Linked DNA regions of Homo sapiens: region 1 is linked to region 2. A link is a contact called in ENCODE Hi-C or POLR2A ChIA-PET data. All regions are on one chromosome and are shown on one strand. Each heading gives the region's core, a stretch centred on a gene start or an enhancer-like site at or near the end of the contact. The rest is flanking DNA. Distances are from core to core; before and after follow the strand shown.

Evidence for each region. Hi-C counts contacts between places; a loop is a spot of excess contacts on that map. ChIA-PET counts read pairs that join two places held with the same protein, here RNA polymerase II (POLR2A). Pooled maps may share reads with other maps.
Region 1: a loop to region 2 is called in a pooled map, with 2.8 times the contacts of the local background. The contact joins two enhancer-like sites. A Hi-C loop is called at or near these places in 1 of 168 maps with a recorded cell type or tissue (PC-9) and 8 of 50 pooled maps. POLR2A ChIA-PET finds 5 or more read pairs at or near these places in 1 of 52 experiments (WTC11).

The regions. Positions count from the first base shown.
Region 1 is chr7:151,763,469-151,769,776 of GRCh38, reverse strand. The region is part of intron 3 of PRKAG2 (protein kinase AMP-activated non-catalytic subunit gamma 2); the gene reads left to right. Among named protein-coding and RNA genes, the nearest start is that of PRKAG2-AS2, 40 kb to the left of the region's middle. Within about 2 kb of position 2,041, at least 3 of the 41 ENCODE cell types and tissues checked have a DNase peak (open chromatin) inside an H3K27ac peak, as active enhancers do.
Region 2 is chr7:151,481,614-151,487,531 of GRCh38, reverse strand. RHEB (Ras homolog, mTORC1 binding) reads left to right here. Exons shown (of 8, transcript NM_005614.4): 3 at 2,728-2,795. Among named protein-coding and RNA genes, the nearest start is that of RHEB, 35 kb to the left of the region's middle. Within about 2 kb of position 1,956, at least 9 of the 41 ENCODE cell types and tissues checked have a DNase peak (open chromatin) inside an H3K27ac peak, as active enhancers do.

The DNA.
Region 1 (6,308 bases), core at 792-3,291, 280 kb before region 2:
CCACCTGCCCACCTCGTGTTTCCGCCACACCTCCCCAGATGCGGCTGCAGCATCCGTGCCTTCATGGCCCACAGGTTAGTTTCAGGGGCTGTCACACAGGCACCACAGGCTGCATGGCCTAAGCTGCCCGGATTCCTGTTCCCACAATTCTGGAGGCTGGAAGTTGGAATCAGGGTGTCAGCAGGACCATGCTCCCTCTGAAGGCTCTGGGAGGGCTCTGTTCCAGGCCTCCCTCCTAGCTTCTGGCAGTTGCCCACAAACCCTGGGGTTCCTTGGCTCGTAGATGCGTAACTTCAGCCTCTGCCTTCATCATCCTGTGGCCTTCCTCTGTGTGTGTCTGTCTCTTTTTCTTTTCTTAAAGTGACAGCAGTCAAAGGAGATTAAGAGCCCACCCTACTCCACTGCGACCTCAACTTAAGTGACTACATCTGCAATGACTCTGTTGCCAAATAAGGTCACCTTCTGAGGTTCTGGAAAGGAAATGAATTAGTGGGGGCACTGTCTAACCCAGCGCAGTCTACAACCACAGCATCAACTGCATTCAAAGTTCCTGGGCCATTTTCTTTGATGTTTACTTTCACTTGTCTTCTCTTCTTTGCTTGACTGAGGTTTGTTCACAGCCTTTCTGCCTGGGTTAGTTTCTTCTTGTGACTCTTAAATGCAGTAAAACACTGTAGAAAGCTGCCTGCCCAGCACAGCTGACACAGCCCTTTGGTAAAACCAGATAGCATCATTGCTCCCTGCACTGGGGGGACACCCTCCATGGAGCTTTGGAGCATCTCAGGGGGACAGGAAGGCCACAGTGCATTAGAACTCCAAGTCTGTTGAGGTCTTGCAAGTGGGGATTGGATTAGGAGTGGGTAAGAATCATGACACAGTGGCCCAGGATGGGAAGAAAGAGCAAGGCTACAGAGTCGCTGTTTCTTCAGGCACGGGCTGTCCTTGTCCATTGACTTAGTCCTGGCACCAACTGCAGCCTTCTTGGTCTGTTTGGAAAAATCTTGAAGACTGGCCAGGTGCAGTGGCTCACGCCTACAATCTCAGCCCTTTGGGAGGCTGAGGTGGGCAGATCACTTGAGCCCAGGAGTTCAAGAGCAGCCTGGCCAACATGGCGAAACCCTGTCTCTACTAAAAATATAAAAATTAGCCAGGTATGATGGCATGTGCCTGTAATCCGAGCTACTAAGGGAGGCTGAGGCAGGAGGATCGCTTGAACTCAGGAGACAGAGGCTGCAGTGAGCCAGGATCGTGCTAGTGCACTCCAGCCTGGGCAATAGAGTGAGACTCTATCTCCAGAAAAAAAAAGAAAGAAAGAAAGAATAGGAAGAGAGATCTTGAAGAACAAGAGTTCTAAACTTTATTGATGAAGCTTCTGATTTATTTAAGCTTTGCCGTTGCTAATGGGGTTTTGGTGGGGTCATTGCAGGCGTATTCCCCTTACCTCAAGAATATCCTAAAATTTGGGCAGGAAGTTTGGCCTCATGAATGATGACAAGGGGCTGCATGATACAGCCTAGAAGTTTGGGGGAGTTTAGCTCTCCACAGAGTAATACTTGACCAGTAGGAACTGTGGCTTTGAGGAAGCTGGGCAGAAACCTCCTCCTTGATGATGGCTATGGATCCCCCCACATATAGTTCCTTTCTAGAACCCTCCTGGAGGAGTCCCATGAGCCAAGTGAACATGCTTTCTAAGCTCCCCTGCTCTTTATTCTGATTATTATGTTATTATTTGCAGCTTGTCATGCATCAGCAGCCAGCATGACAACTCATTTCATTGCTGCTTCTCCTGCCCTACCTCACCTTGATCTTAATCCTTGCCTCAGGCTCTGCTTCTAGAGGAAAATGGCTGAGAGAAAAAGGAGGCTGTGGAGAAATGAGAATCTCTGGGCAGCAGCACTTAACTCTGGCTCCATAATCAGAATAAGAGGAACCAGAGCTTTTGGCCAGTTCTTCCTTTGAGCAGGTCTAAGACAGAAACATTTGGTTTCAAAAAAGTCAGTGAGTAATGACTCACGTCACAGAGTGACTTGCCACAGGATTTAACAATTAGCTGGTACTCTTTGAGCCTCACTCACATGCACTGATATCTAAGCGAGTGTGGATGACTACAAATCATGACAGGTGTATTCATTTGGTAGGGCCACTATAACAGCACCACAAACTGCGTGCATTAAACAACAGAAGTTGGCTGGGCATGGTGGCTCACGCCTGTAATCCCAGCACTTTGGAAGGCCAAGTCGGGCCAATCACTTGAGGTCAGGAGTTTGAGGCCAGCCTGGCCAACATGGTAAAACCCCATCTCTACTAAAAATACAAAAACTAGCCGCACATGGTGGCAGATGCCTGTAATCCCAGTTACTCGGGAGGCTGAGGCAGGAGAATCGCTTGAACCCGGGAGGCAGAGATTGCAGCAAGCTGAGATCAGGCCACTGCACTCCAGCCTCGGTGACAGAGTGAGACCCCATCTTTAACAAAATAAAACAAAACGGGAGTTTATTATCTCAAGAGGCTGGAAGTCTGGAATCAGGGTGTGGGCAGGGCCGGCTCCTTCTGAGGCTGTGAGGGGGTCTGTTCCATGCGTCTGTTCTTTCTCCTGGTCTGTGCTGGTCATCACTGCCATTCCTTGGCTTGGAAGCACAGCCCCCAGTCTCCGCCTTCATCTTCACAGAGGTTTTTCCATGCACATGTCTCTGTGTTCAAATTTCCCCTTTTTCTAAGGAGACTATCCCTATTGGACTACGGGACCCTCTGACTCCAGTATAACCCTCATCTCAGCTAACCACATCTTCAATGACCCTACTTCCACATGAGGTCACGTTTGGAGGTGCTGTGAGTTAGGATTTCAACATGTGACTTTTGGAGGGACACAATTCAACCCATGACATAGGACTATCAAGGAATGGATATGTCCTGCCTTCTCCACGATTGATGTGCTGAATGGAACAACACAGGCCGTAGGTACGGACAGAGTTGGAGAAAGATGAGTTAGTGGTAGGCCGGACTGGCTCGGAGAGGTGTTGTGATAAATGGAGACACTTTAGCGGGCCTTGACGGATAAATGAGAGGGAGCCTCCCACACAGTAGCAGACCCCACTGTCTTCAGGTGTCTGTGAACTTGCAGTCCTCTGACACCTTTTTCTTGAAACACACTAGTGCCTGGGCATAGGTCATCCCCAGTCCCCCTTTCTAAAGTGGCCTGAGCCAGTGTTCCAAATCAGGGTGATAGCTGGTCTCAGCACTCTGCTTTTACTCTCTCCTGGGACTTATCCACGATCTGGGCGCCTCGCCTTTGGTTTTCTCCTTTTTAGTGAGATGAACATGTCTGTTGTTACTGAGTACAGGTTGTTGAGTGAACTGTGTTTGAGCTTCACTTCCCACCAACCTCCCACCTACCATTGTTGACTCCAAAATGTCTCCTTTTGACAAGACTCTTCCTGTAAGTTTCTCCCCCACCTCACTTCTTCCCCGTTCCTACCATCATTTAAAGGAAATAGATTTTGATAAATGGGCTTTACTGCTGTAAGTGAAGTTGGAAGAACAAAGGTTTCAGATCTGCAGCCCAGCCGAGTCCTCGTGCAGCGCATATGTGAGAAGTTACAGTGACACCTCTGTGTCCTTTGGGAGATTTTGGCATGGGCTGAGTGTTCTTTTGGTCCATTGTGTTCCCATTCACACAGTGTCACAGATAAAGGAGATGAATTGAGTCTGAAATTGCTGTTTATTACAGTTCCTGGAGATACTATAATACCTGAGTAGGATCTGCACACAATAGCCACTCAAAACCATTATCAGATGAATCACCTGTCAACGTTAGGAAGGTCCCCAATCCAGACACATGATGCCATCATCAGCATCAGGTTAGTGGGTCAGGAGTGCCAGGGGTCACACAGGAATGAAAATCAAGTTATCAGGCCAGGGCTAATTGGGGAATTAGACAAGATGAAGAATTTATTTCAGGTGCAATTAGATAGAGTTTTAAAATACACTGTAGGATTTCATTTAATCCTATAGTAACTGTTAAGGGTTGTATGATGTTCCCGGCAAAAATGGTTTGTGGAAGTCCTGACCCCCAGGACCTCAGAATGTGACCTGACTTGGAAATAGGGTCATGGCAGGTGTAATTATTTAAGATGAGGTCATTCATGTGGGCCCTCAGTCCAGAATGACTGGTGTCCTTAAAAGAAGGCCCAGTGATGACGGAGACCCAGGGAGCTGGTGGAGCTGAGACGGGGATGCCCTGGTGCCTGTGATCCCTGAAGCTGCAGGGCAGAAAGGGCTCCCCCAGGTTTCAGATGGTGATATGGTTTGGCTTCTTGTTACCACCCGAATCTCCTGTTGAATTGTAATCCCCACATGTTGGAGGAGGGGCCTGGTGGGAGGTGATTGAATCGTAGGGGCAGACTTCCCATTGCTATTCTGGCGATAGTGAATGAGTTCTCACGAGATCTGGTTGTTGAAAAGTGTGTAGCACTTCCCCTTCACTCTTTCCTTCCTGATGCCATGTAAGACGTGCCTGCTTCCTCTTCACCTTCTGCCATGATTGTAAGTTTCCTGAGGCCTCCCCAGCCATGCTTCCTGTAGAGCCTACAGAACTGTGAGTCAATTAAACTTTTTTTCTGCATAAGTTACCCAGTTTCAGGTAGTTCCTTCTAGCAGTGTGAGAACGGACTAATACAGATGGACTGCGGGCTCACACACACCTTGACTTAGGCTCCCAGCCTCCAGAACTGTGAAGGGATAAATCCCATTGCTTAAGCCCCCCTGGCCATAGACAGCAGCCAGAGAACAGACACAGCAAATGTCCAGGAAAGCTATGGCCACACAGCAGACAGGATGCTCGGCCTCTCAGCCATGATCTTCTGTTGTTTTCAGTGAGGCAGAGGGCAGGTGTGTTACCTTGGAGTCCCCACTGCAGCCTCCCCATGCTTCACAGATGGGGAAGGAGTCCCTGTCTCTCTACAACCTTGAGGCCTTACCCCCACCTGCTGGCCCTGCCCCCACGTCCTGGGACCAAACCCTGACCATCCTGACACTGCCCCCACCTCCTGGCTCTGCCCCTGACCCACTTGCTCCTGGGAGCATGGTTGGGTGGGAGGCAGGACAGTGTGAATAGGTCATGAGGTCTCCGGGCTTCTGGTAGGACTCATGAACTAAGGAGTTGACAGCACTCGTGGTGTAGCCATCGCAGTCCTGGGATGCCTCTAGGCACTTCCCCGCTCTCCCTGGGTCGTCTGACAGGTGGAGAGCTCTTGGCACTGGGGGTGGACAGTCAGAAAGTACTGGGCGGGGGTAGCAGGTCCCTAGGCCCTCAGCTCAGGTGTCAGCAAATCAGAGCTGGAGTTGAGTGTTTGTTAGCTTAAAGGACAAATAGCAAAATGAAAAAGCATCCAAGGAAGGGCGCCAACCTCTGGGTCTCTGGACAGCCTTTCTCCCTTCTGGAGCGCTGGTCTCTCCATCACTCTCCTGGGCTGGGCTGCGCTCTGGCTTTGGCCCAGGGCAGTGGCCTGAAGTGTCCCCTGTGGCCATTAGAGCTGTGATTGCAGATCTGTCAAAGCGGCTGCTGCACAGATGTTTCCATCACCACTTTTATTATGTCATTCCCTTGCTAGAGACTTCAGAAAACTCAAACTGCTTGCCAGATCAGGGCCAACCTCACCCCCCAATTCACACCCCGTCCACCTGCGCAAACACTGCCTCCCTCCTCTGCCAGGCTGTCTGCCCGTCCCAGCCCTGTCTAACTTGGTTTTAACTTCATTTGTGCCCCTCTCCACCTGGAGTGTGCCTTTGTCCCTTTTAGACACCAACTCCTGTAGAGACGCACAAGGAGGAAAGCAGTGAGGCTGCATGTTCTGTCCAGAGCTTGCGGGTTTCCGGGCCTGCAAGCTCCAAGGGGAGCCTGGGCTCAGGGCACTGTCAGCTGCAAATGGGTGTTAGGGCTCGTCAGGTGACACAGGCAGCAGCTATAGCCCTGGACGGCATCAGCCAGACCAGGCACGGCATCTGGAGACAGACAGCTGGGTATGGCTGGCACACGAGGGAGGGCAGAGGCCCAGGGTCCATGAAAGAGGCCAAGGAGGCATATGGGTCACAGAGGCCCAGAAGAGTCCCTCAAGAGAGGGGACGATCAGCCCTGGAGGTCCGGCCAGGCTTTGGACTTGGCAGGTCATTGGTGATTTCCAAGAGAGCAGCTTCAGTAGCCAGGAAGGGAAGGAAAGCGTGTGGGGCAGTGGCTGAGGAGCCAGCGAACTTCCTTCAAGGCCCTGGGGTCAGAAGCGCAGGTGGATGCATCTGTGCCAGGAGCTTGGTGC
Region 2 (5,918 bases), core at 707-3,206:
TTTTTTCTTTTATACACTATGTACAATGACATCTCAGTCTTCTTGGCCGAATCTTCTGCATTTTTTTGACTTGGCAACATGGGGTGCCCTGGTTCAGGCCTTTCCTCTGCACTTGCTCTCAAGTAATCTTCCCCTCTCTTCAATTTGCTATTGACTCACCAGTGTGTATTCTCAGCCGCAACCTCTCCCCCCAGCTCTGGGCTTTATTTTATAATTTATTTTATTCTACATGACAAGGTCTTTCACTCTGTCCTTCAGGCAGGAGTGCAGTGGCATGATCATAGCTCACTGTAACCTTGAATACCTGGGCTTAAAATGATCTTTCCTCAGCCTCACAAGTAGCTAGGACTACAGGCGTGAGCCACCACGCTGGAGCAGTTTTTCCATTTTTGTGGAGATTGGGTCTCCCTGTGTTGCCCAGGGTGGTCTTGAACTCCAGGCCTCAAGCAGTCCTCCTGCCTGGGCCTCCCAAAGTGGGATTACAGGCATAAGCCACTACATCCTGGGCTTTTTTATTTAACTGCCTGCATTTCCCCTTGGTATTTAATAGGCATCCCAAAACATCCCTAAAACCCAACTCATTTCCCTTCCTCTCCTATCCCTAGTATTCTTCCCCTAGTCTTTCCTGTAAGTGGCAACTTACAGAAGCTTTGGAGTCATCCTGACTCTTCATTTTCTTACATCCCACTTCCAGTCAATCAGAAAATCCTTTTGGTTCTGCCTCTGAAATATTTCCAGAATATCTCCACCTCTAATCCAGGCCAGTGTCACCCTCTATAGATTGTGATAGTCTGTACAGTCATGTGGTCACTGTATCATGGGCTCCTGCCTAATATCCCTGGGACCATTTTTGTTACTTACAGCGTAGCCAGAGTGATCTTTCCTTGGTTTCTCCTCACATTCAGAGTAAAAATCCCAAGTTCTGTAGGACCTTCTGCCTCCTGTCCATCCTAGTTAGCTATCTACCGTTCTCTCTGAGCTTTAGCTGCATTGACTTTTTTGCTTTTTTCACTTGCTGTTTAACCTCTGCCTGGGTGTTCCACTCCCAGGGAAGATACCCGACAGGGTGGGAGGGTACATGTGTGTGTCTATACCTTCTTTCCTTCCCTGGGATCTAAGCTCACTGAGTATCAGAGACTACAGCATCCCAAGCACCCACAACAGTGCTACTGGTGATAATAGGCACTCAAGAAATTGTTCTTGAATGAATGAATGAATGAATGATGTTTCCTTTCAGTAACCTTGTCATCATAATTATACTTGATAACTGCAGTTACTTAGTTCTAATTGAAGGTCACTGGTTTTATTGCTCACCAGTGTTTCTTACATACTTCTCATCAAATCTGAAATACACTTCAATCTCACGTGACTGAAGGTTTTCACACAGCTATGTAGTGACTGCACCCTGGCTGACAAGGACTGAAACCTCCAGCGGTGCAGGATGCATCCCAAGTTCAGAGAGAATAAGGTGTAAAAACAAATCTGAATTCTTTCTTAGAATTGATGAAATAGGTTATATTGGGTATCCCCCCAGCTTGAAATATTCCGATTCAGTTTCCATCTGATTTAACTGTTTCCTAAAAGTGATAACTTCCGGAACAGGTACAAGCATAATATAGTGTGGCCATTGATTTCATGCTGTGGTCTGTTATCTTTACTCACCTGACTTTTGGCCCCCCTGCTTGTATTAGAAAAGTGTGACGCTAATATGGTTCTCTGTGATGATTGCTTGTCTTTCAGCCATCATTTCTTTCCCTGTGGAACTCATATAACTCAGATAAGATCTCTGATCAATCCTCCTTATTACTTAGAGTTTTCTCACATAATTTCCATTTGTCTGTGTCAGCTTTGCCTTTCTGCTGTGGGTAGAGTGGGACCTCTCTCAGTTGTATGAGGGATAGATTCTGCTGCCTGGCTCTAGTCATATAGGACGGCCAATCAGGAGATTGGAGGACTCATGGTGAGTCAAGATGGCTGGGGCGGGTATGCAAGATAAATCTGTTCCACTTCCTTGTCAGAGTTCCAGGTGGTTATTTTTACATTGTTTCTGTTAGTAGTTCTTTCCTCTTTTGTCTATATTTGTTTGAAGTCTGTCTCCCTCTAATTCTGAATTGACTTTTCCGGAAGTTATTCAAGTCTGATTTTCTTTCCTCCCTTGTCAGGGAAAAGAAGTTGTGACAAATTGCTTGGATCCTTAAGCTTAAGTGGGAAGGATGGCTTCAACACAGAACATCTGTTTCATTGCTGTTTTATCCGTCAGTAAAACTGTTACTTCTTTTATGTACTAAAAGTTCTTAGCACTTAACTAATATTAGCTCTTTGTGCTCTGATGCCAGACTTCCTATAAATTAATGGAAAATTTTTGTGGTTTTGGTTTATTCTAGACCTCAGACTTTACGTAGTATATTTCACTTTTTCACAAGAGGAAGGATTTGCCACACAGCATTCAAATTACTATTATAGGATATGAATTGTTGCGTACTTTGTCTCTTTGAAAAAGAATCAAGGTTTACCAAGCTTGATTTTAGCCAGTCACCGTATTTCCTAGCTAAATAATGGAAGTAGGGGAGAATCTATACAAGTCAGAGAGTTGTTCTTTTTTGTTTCATGGGGCCTTTCTCTGAGACTGCTAGGGACTCTGTGCTTGATTGGTTGTCATTGTTCAAACTTCAGGTGGTTTCGAGTTAATTTTTTTAAACTAATGTTTAATTTCCTTTTTCCCTGTAGCTTTTACAAAGTTGATCACAGTAAATGGACAAGAATATCATCTTCAACTTGTAGACACAGCCGGGCAAGTAAGTGACCTCTGGTATCTCAGAATCTTATACAGCATATCTGACAGTCTTGGTCCTAGCACTGATTTTTAAAAGTACCAGCTATGCCAAGAAAACCCCTCAGGTTGTGTGCAGACAGTCCCTGACTCCCAATGGTTTGGCTTGCAGTGGCTCGACTTAACAATTTCTCATCTTTACGATGGGTCTATTGAGGTATTTGATACATTTTCAACTCATGATATTTTTGGTTTACAGTAGGTTTATCACGATGTAACCCCATCATAAGTCAAGGAGCTTACACAGATAACTAAATGTTAGTATGCTGTCTACTTGGTCTTTTCTAAGACATTTCTGGCAGTTATCTTTTAATAACTTGTTTTTCTGCTTTAGAATTGCTTTAAATATATTAACATTGTAAGGGTTAATACTTATTACAGGATAGTGGTTTTCTATTTTCTAAACTTTAATTCTATATTAGAGAGTCATATTAGTTGCTTTCTTTCTCTTTGTGATATGTGTTCTCCTACATTAGGGCAAAAGTACATCTTTTCTAGAGGAAAGGCATAAGAGGGGCATAGGGCAGAAATTAGCTGATTTAATCTTATGAGGACCTGGGCCATAAAATACCAGTTTGACTGGAGTCCAGGCTCTGGTTTGAGTGTTGGCTTTAGTTTATATAGTAGAGTCTCTGGGTGGGTGGATTTGAGAGTGATTACTAGATTAGGGAGTTTCAATTTATTTGATAGACAGTAGATAATGGCCAAAAGTCAAATAATCCCCCCAGAAAGGATATTCACATGTCGGTTAATGTAGCAGGGATGTGTGGAATGGATCACCAGGGAATTGGCTGGAAGCAAGGGGGAAAGGAGTACATGAAACAAAGAAAAGCCCTTTTGACAGCTTAGCTGCCCCATTACCATGACATCCAGGCCTGCTTTTACTAGAAACTATTCTGTAAGACTGAATTTACCCTTCTTCACTGGAGGGTGAGGAATGTAAAGAAGCTGGGATTTCAGCTCCTAACTCCTGCCCTTGCAACATTTTTTTGAGACAGAGTCTTGCTCTGTCACCCAGGCTGGAAGGCAGTGGTGCTATCCCACTACAACCTGTGCCTCCTGAGTTAAAGCAATTCTCCTGGCACAGCCTCCCAAGTAGCCGGGATTACAGGCACACCACCACACCCGGCTAATTTTGTATTTTTAGTAGAGGCGGGGTTTCGCCATATTGGCCTGGCTGGTCTTGAACTCCTGACCTCAGGTGATTCACCTGCCTCGGCCTCTGAAAGTGCTAGGATGACAGGCATGAGCCACCATGCCTGGCCCGCCCTTGCAACTTATAATCAAAGGATAAGAGTAGCAGGAGGGTGAGTGTAGTGTGATCTGGTTTGCTGTGTTAAATGGGGGCTATTTTTCTGGAATCTGGGGAAATTGGAGTAGACCCAGAATAATATGACCTGTCCTGTGGGTTTGGAATGAATTCCCTCTGCTTTGCATTTTGAAGTAAACATAGAAGGAAAGTGTGATGCCTTAGTGAAGCAAGAAGATAGCTGTATTGAGTGATGTTAGCATTGGAGGAACCCTGAGGTTTCCATTTTGGAAGCTTGGAAGAAAATAAATGTGTTTGGCTCTTTGAGCTTGTACACAGAGCTATAGCATGTGCCTCCTTCACTCACCCTACACACTCCCTGCTGGTGGTGATGCAGTGTGCTTTAGCAGTCAGATTCTTGATGCTTTCATTAGAGCAGAGCCATCCTAGGCTTTCACCCCCTGATACCTGTCCTCTTGACAGAAGAATAGGAGTTGGGGCTTATATGGACCAGGGGAGCAGTAGAAGTCTCTGTTAGGGGGTCGGGGGCATGGCACAGATGACGAGGCTCATTAGAAATTAGTAGGGAAGGGAAGAGCCGCTTGAGTAGGAAATTGTTTTGGATTGTTGGGTTTTGTATCTTTCTTTTATAGTTGACTATATAATTTATTGCCTAAACCAAGACACTTTCAGAGTTGTGGGCTGGGGGTGCTAATAATAATTATGTTGGGACAACAGTGTAACTTAGAATGTCCTGGGCAAAGAAATACAGCTGTTCTGTTTATTGTGGGACTCTGACACTATCAAGACTTCAGTTTGCTTTTGTATCCTTATTTGGAATCTCCTTTAAGCTCCTGAAAACTGGTGATGAGAATGTAAATTGATAAATCACTTTCATGTAATGTTACTGTGGAAACACGTTTTGTATCAGGCAATTCAGGGAACCAGTATTTCATAACTGTTTGGAGTGTGGGCCCTGGGGTTACACTTGCCTGGATTTGAATCTTGGTTTTTGTTGCTAACCCAGTAACCTTAAGGAAGCGAATGAGGGCTGGGCATGGTGGCTCATGCCCTTAATCCCAACACTGTGGGAGGTGGAAGGATCACTTGAGCCCAGGAGTTTGAGGTTGCAGTGAGCTGTGATAGCACCACTGCAGTCCAGCCTGGGCAACACAGCGAGATCCCATCTCTTTACATAAAAGGGTGAAGAAGTCTTTCTGTGCCTCAGAGCTTTATCTATAAATAGTGATAACTGGCATTGTTGCAGGATTGTCACATTGGGGTTAAAGAGGCTGTGCTCTTTCTTTGTAGACCTTCAATGCTGCTGAGGCAAGTGTGACGCCAGCATATTAACTGTGTTGACAGGCTGCATGGTGGAAGTGCACATGTTCTTAATACTTGGAGAGCTGTCTTTGAAAAGATTTCTCTAAAGAATAAATTTCTTTATACTGACTACTTATCAAGTTGGAATATGTGTTCCTCTGGGGTACTGTTTTGCCCTGGAACATAAATGTACACTCAGGTATCAAACAATTTAAAATATTTTAGTGATGTAGTAATACAAATAGTGAAACCAAAAGCACCAGTGTTTAGGAAGAGTATATGATATGAGATAAGACAAGAGCAGTGGTCATATTAGCAGCCCTGTTGTCTTGCCCCTTCGGGTTATATTACAACTGGGTAAGAGTATTTGGAGAATTTTTGCACAAAATATATCCAAATTTGGCTACTTTAAATTATTTGTAGTCATTGCAACTAGTAGTTCTTGAAGGTTATATTTACAGTTGAGAGACAATAAATTAAAGATGTGCTCTTTATTTACAGCTCAGGATGGTGGCA